Regions from separate parts of the Homo sapiens genome. Here region 1 is linked to region 2. A link is an interaction called in ENCODE POLR2A ChIA-PET data of the cell type or tissue named here. Cell type or tissue: PC-3. All regions are shown on one strand. Links, peaks and the distances in the headings refer to the core of each region. The heading gives the core; the rest is flanking DNA. Region 1 overlaps FOXP1 (forkhead box P1). Region 2 overlaps FOXP1 (forkhead box P1).

Region 1 (2,921 bases), core at 136-2,635, 400 kb after region 2:
ATTGACAAAAGAGATGAACTGCACTAAGGTATTTGGTGAGTTCGATTTCTTTCTCAAATTATGCAAATTTCCTCCAGCGTTTCCCCCTAAACAATGGGAAGTTGCATATTCTCAAAGCTGTAAGACCTTCAAAGATAATCTCAGAGTGATTTTAAGGCAAAATAAGTAGTTTAATATTTATATCTAACTGCATCTCTGGTGTCTCAGAAGTCTTTGACATCATTGGAATGACTTTGTTAGTACCTTTCCCATAAATAGTTAGCTAGACAGGTGAAAGTTCAAGAAAAATAATGAGATCCTTTACGCAACTCAAATAGACTGTTCATGAGATTCCCTGTTCAACAAACATCTGACAAATTATTGGGTGGTTGTGTTGACCTAGACACCTAGAGTGAGGCACCTAGAGTGAGCAGCAGAGAAAGCAGCCGGGAGATTACATTCTTATGGGACATTAAACTGGTAAGCCAAAAAAAAAAAAACAAAAAACAAAACAATGTATCACCACATGTTGTGTGACGATGAAATCTGTAAGAAAACAAAGTAGATTAAGATAAACACCGTGGTGATGACAGTCCCATGTTTGACTGGCTGGCCAGGGAAGGACTCTGAGGAAATGGTCTTTGAGTAGAGACCTTGACTGAGTGAGGGACTGAGTCTTGCGTCTATCTAGGGAAGAAAGTTTCAGGTTCGGGGAAGAGCAAGTTTAAGAGCCCCCAATCAGAAACAAGCTTGGTTGCTCTTTCGCAATTTCCAGAGACTCCATCTATTCCCCAGCATCTTGGTTCTCACCACTGCACTGCTTATGGTTGACCGTCAGCTTTGCTTTTTTGACCATAGTCTTACAGCCCTGGCTTAGCCTTCTCTGAAAACATACATTTGCACACTAAGCCAGATTCACATGGGAGGTACATTATGCCGTGGCCTAGTCTAGTGTGTATTTCCCCTTTCTCTCCCCACAAAGATTTTACAAAACTTATACATGCAAACAGGTATTTTTGTTTGTTTCACATGAGTCGCTTTTGCATAATATAACAAGCCCATGATTTCACATGTACAGTAATTCATAGAAAGTGATAGTCATCTTGCTTAGACACCTTAGTTCTCAAATCTAGCCTGCTAAATATAGTACCTTCTCAGACCCATATAAGGTGTCATAAAAAAAGAAAAAATAAAGGTCAAAGTTTCCCCACCCACAAATTTGGTTATAAAAACAGCAAAGCAGGGTTTTTCTGAACTTGAATCAGTAAATTTTTAATTTAAATAGTATCCTGTTTTGACAAAGTGCTAAACCACAGAGGTCTGAGAAAGACACTCTTAAGCCTTTGTCAATACCAGCTGGCATCTCTCAACAGGAAACCTTGGATGACTTTTGTTGTCATTTTGTGATGCACTGACAAGGAATGCGTGCCCTTATTTGTTGCATCAAGGAAATGGTCAGAGTACCTCTGATGCGGCTCGATGCCGTTTACATCAATATGTTGCATAATCCTTTGCCAGACAAAACCGGTATTTTGTTGTCGTTGTTTGATCAATTAACATTGGATTTCTGGCTTTGCTAAGTGCACCTCCAGAGCAAGACACAAAATGATGTCACATGAGTTCTGTTCTCTGACCCACCCAACAAAGAACTGAGCTAACCTGCAACCCTTTTCCTGCCTTGGTCTTTTGATCTCATCAGTTGTGCAGCTCACCTCTTCAGGGCCTGCACAGCTCTTGAATGGTGTGGACTGTCCCGAGGAAATCCAAGGTACTATAAGAGCTCTTTGTTGGAATTCAGTCCCTAGCCCTCTCTTTATCTCACTTTGTTTCATGTTGAATAGTAAGTTGCATTTTACTGTTATGGTGACTGCATTTTTCTTATGGGGCCTTCAGGGTAAACAGCCGTTAGTTTCCATCTGTGAACACACATGTAGCTTGTGTTTGGGTAGGGTGCCTGGTGCTTCCAAAGTCATTATTTTCTCTGTAATGTTTGTTCTCCATGGTTGTGCATAGATAGATTCTATGCCCCAGTGCAGGACGAAGAGGTAGCCTGTAATTCCAGCTGAATGTGTTGCAGTTGAAAGTGGGACGGGAGTGGAAGCAAGTGATGGATCAAGCAAATCGCTTTTAATTTTACATAAATTGGTTTTCTGCTTTCCTCTGGGGCAGAAGTTTGCTGCTCAGGGTCATGTTAAATGTCGCTGATGATTTGGAAGAGAGGCATTCCTGGAAAATATCCGGTGAGACAGAACTTGGGATTTCAGTCCCTGCCTCTCATTGACAGACTTGGGGAAATTAGAGATGGAGTCTCTAGCCTGGGATGGGAGCCGTTATCTCTGGACCAGCTAGAGACACTGGAGATTAGAAAAGGCAACAGCAATTTTAGATTCCCGAAGAATAAAATTATCATGACATTTATCAAATGTGCTCCCTTTCCCCCCGGTACATTGCATAATAATGATGTTTGTATATGTTGTTGTCACATAAGCAAGAACGAGAGAAGATCCCCTTTCATGGGATGCTCACAGATTTCCTTAATATGAAATTAACTAGCAGTCCTAGATAAGTAAGCTAGAACTGTAATGGGCACAGTCTGAAAGAGGGCAGAGCTTTCTTTTTGCCCCTTGGCCAAGGACAAAACATGGGCAAGGCCAGTTGTCAACATGAGACACTGGTTTCAGGTTTGCAGCTACAAAGAATACAGTTGTGATGGATTTCAATCCGATATTTGCAGTTCCAATGCTAGAATTTTCAGCCATGTCATCCTGAGTCTCTTTAGGCTTTAGAAACAAAGGATTCATGTTTGAATCGTGACCTGCCACCATGACCTTGGGCAAAATAGAAAACTTTGTTTCTTTGTCTATAAAATGGCCGTAAATGTGCGGTGGCTCACGCCTGTAATCCTAGCACTTTGGGAGGCCAAGGCGGGCAGATCACGAGGT
Region 2 (2,921 bases), core at 237-2,736:
CCCAAAGTTCTAGGATTACAGGTGTGAGGCACTGTGCCTGGCCCCATTTTTTTCTCAAGGTGCATTTCCAAGGCTTGCTCAAAGGACTCACTCTCTTCCTCTGTGCTGCAGTGACTGGCCTTCCGTGCATTATGCATCTGATAGTTAGTCATTCCATTGTCAAACATTTATTCACAGTCCTGTGCCTTTTAGAACTTTACAGTTTATTGAACAACCAAAAGAAGCACCAATTAATTGTTACAGCTGACAATTTGGAGTCTTTAGGCTTGAAATAAACTCTAATTCTGAGTGAAGTGTTTCATGGTAAGTGTCCTCCTGGTAGACCAGGGTCAGAGTTACAGAGGTAGGCATCCAGAACAACAGATTGCTTCACTCAAACACAAGGAAACGAAACCATGAAATAAAAGGTTTGCACAGATAGATCATTATGGCCAACTTTTTAAGGTCAGAAGACGGGTAATGTACTCGATTGATGCCGGCGGTAACCATGCTTGCATAATAAATTAACTTAGAGGCAGGAGACAGCGAAAGAAGGGCTGAGCACTTCGTATCTCTCTTTGTGCTGTGGTTATTTAATGCCACCGTTCACCAGGAAGGAGTCAGAGTTGGCTCCTGTTTCCTGGTGTGAAGCTTTAGTTGACACTGGTACCTATAGGATGCACATCACAGGACTTCCAGAGTGAAGGCTGGCAATGCCTGCTGCATATTTAATCGGCAGTTAGCCACAGTGTTATTAATAAATGTGATCATAGCAATTTGCATTTGCATAGAGTTGTTTTGAGAAGGGCTGACTAGAGATGGCGAATGTGTTGGTTTGTTCGTCTGTCTCTGCTCTGTCATTGCATCGTCTCTACCACTAGGTTGTCCCTTGCTGGTAGATCTGGTGAAAAGACATAAGCGTCACGCAACATTCATTGTTATGTGTTATTTGCTTACAACTGTTTTCCCTTATTTGCCCAGCCTTCCTCTTTTGATGTCTCTCATAATCAAATTGCTACCTTTTGACTTACTAGGAAGAGACAAAAACAAGGGAAATGCATCCTTCTCACCGAAGACTTGGTGAAGGGCTACTTTTTTGGCTGGGAGTTCCTTTCTTTTTAAAATAAAACTCGAGAATATGGACTTTCCGTGACCGGTTTTGGGGTGGGGCGGTGGTGGCGCAGCTTCCAGAAGGTATGTGCAGCTGGCAGGTACCTTGGGCCAGGAGAGCCAGCCGACAGGGTTCCTTTCTGGTCTGCCATGTGCTGCAGCCTGTCAGGGGGCCAGCCCACGGTGTTGTGCTTAAACTTCCAGTCTCTGGAATTTTGACTTTGAAAAGTAATTTTAACAATTTAATAAACTACATAATATGTTTTATAAGCTGGAGCGAATGATCTTAAGTATTTTGGTCTCTTTCATAACACAATGAACCTAATATTGGTAAAAATACAGATCTTCACTCACACCATAAAGAGAGGCTAGATTTAATAAGCAGTTATGAGTGCTGGCAGCTGCCTATCAGATTGTATCACTCGGGCTCCCGCATGCGAAGACAGTGTCAACTTACATTTTATCTGTGAAGTATTTTCGATGCGTTTATTTTGCCTTTCTCTCCAGTTCCTAACCCAATACAAGTAATGTAATTGGCTAAATATTTTCCACATAGCTAACTGGCTAGGGGCCAAGGTGGAAACCATTGTCTGGCTTGATGAAGATCAGAAATTAACATGACATTTACGTGGAGGTAATGGAATATATTAGTAATGTAGTAATTCAGGATGGTGAGAGACAGTGTCCATCCCTTCCTGCCCATAAGCAGCAGGAGGTGTTCAGCAGCTGATGAAAGAACCTCCACACCCCCACCCCAGTTCCCTAGTACCACACAGCAGTAGCCAGCCCATCCCTGTGTCAAATTTACTTTTAAGTTCTTCAGACAGAACTGTAAGACAAACTAATGAATTATTCCATTTGTCAATTAAAAAATAAACCCCCCAACTCCTATTTTAAGATTAAATTCCAATTAGAAGATTGCATTTAATTCAGAAGCTGTAACATTGTTTTAATGAATTCTATTGGAGGTGACAGTTTATGTGAGATAAATTTATATAGTGTAGATAGATATAAATTCATTGGATAATGTTAAACATGTTACTTCATATATATTAGCTGTGAAATTTATTTCTTCTCTGGTTAGGTCCCTAAGGAGGTAGAGTCAAAGGGAAAAACATATCTTCAAAGAAAGAACCCTTTCTGTCCTTTCAGATATTTGCTCTAAAACAGCCTTTTCTCACTTTTATTAAAAAAAAATCTGTTAAATTTCTGCATTAACTGAATTTATGATTCTTGGTGTATGCTATTTATAAAATTGAATATAGGTTTTATGATATAGGAAATTAGTCTAGGAATGAGAATATGATCCAACTTTGTAATAAAGGTAATCTGCATTTATATTGCATGTATTTTCCATTCCTCTCTAAGCCCCTTACGGGATTATACACACATTTTTCTGGACATACAAATTCACCATAAACTTTTAATGTATTGGGCAGACTTTCGTTCACATGATACCTACACAAAACATCAAACCTTTTGGCTAAATTAGAGGTGGCAAACATTCTTGACACACTTTCGATTTTATAGTTCCCCTTTTCTGTGCCCATCCTGTGCCTTGGCAGACATCATTGAATTGGTCATATTCTTTCCTTTACTGAGTGTAGATGTGGCCTCAGAATTATTCCACCTAAATTCTTGTAGGCAGGCTTACAGAGTCACCATTTACATTTACAATGCAGTGTATAAGGTATAAGGCCGGGGCTTTTGAGCGATCTTTGCAGTTTGCCTTTGTATACCCAGTACTTACCCTAATATCTGGCAGACAGTTTTTAAACAGTCCATATTTCACATATTAATGAAAGAATCTGGGCTGGGTGCTGTGGCTCATG

What was found. Peaks named below come from ENCODE experiments on the same cell type or tissue, not always from the same donor. Only the 100,000 strongest peaks of a DNase experiment are listed, where the experiment ranks them.
Region 1: POLR2A ChIA-PET joins it to region 2 with 6 read pairs; 4 of 35 experiments call an interaction of 5 or more read pairs at or near these places.

What each region holds. Positions count from the first base shown.
Region 1 is chr3:71,085,959-71,088,879 of GRCh38, reverse strand. All of the region lies in intron 7 of FOXP1 (forkhead box P1), which reads left to right. LOC124906247 (a long non-coding RNA gene) reads right to left here. Exons shown (of 2, transcript XR_007095956.1): 2 at 165-2,921. Among named protein-coding and RNA genes, the nearest start is that of FOXP1-AS1, 200 kb to the left of the region's middle. RefSeq lists an enhancer at 937-1,036. In PC-3, for the core only: no CTCF peak of the experiment used is centred there; a DNase peak (open chromatin) is centred at 1,389; H3K27ac peaks cover 1,494 bases.
Region 2 is chr3:71,487,337-71,490,257 of GRCh38, reverse strand. The region is part of intron 3 of FOXP1 (forkhead box P1); the gene reads left to right. Among named protein-coding and RNA genes, the nearest start is that of MIR1284, 53 kb to the left of the region's middle. In PC-3, for the core only: no CTCF peak of the experiment used is centred there; no DNase peak of the experiment used is centred there.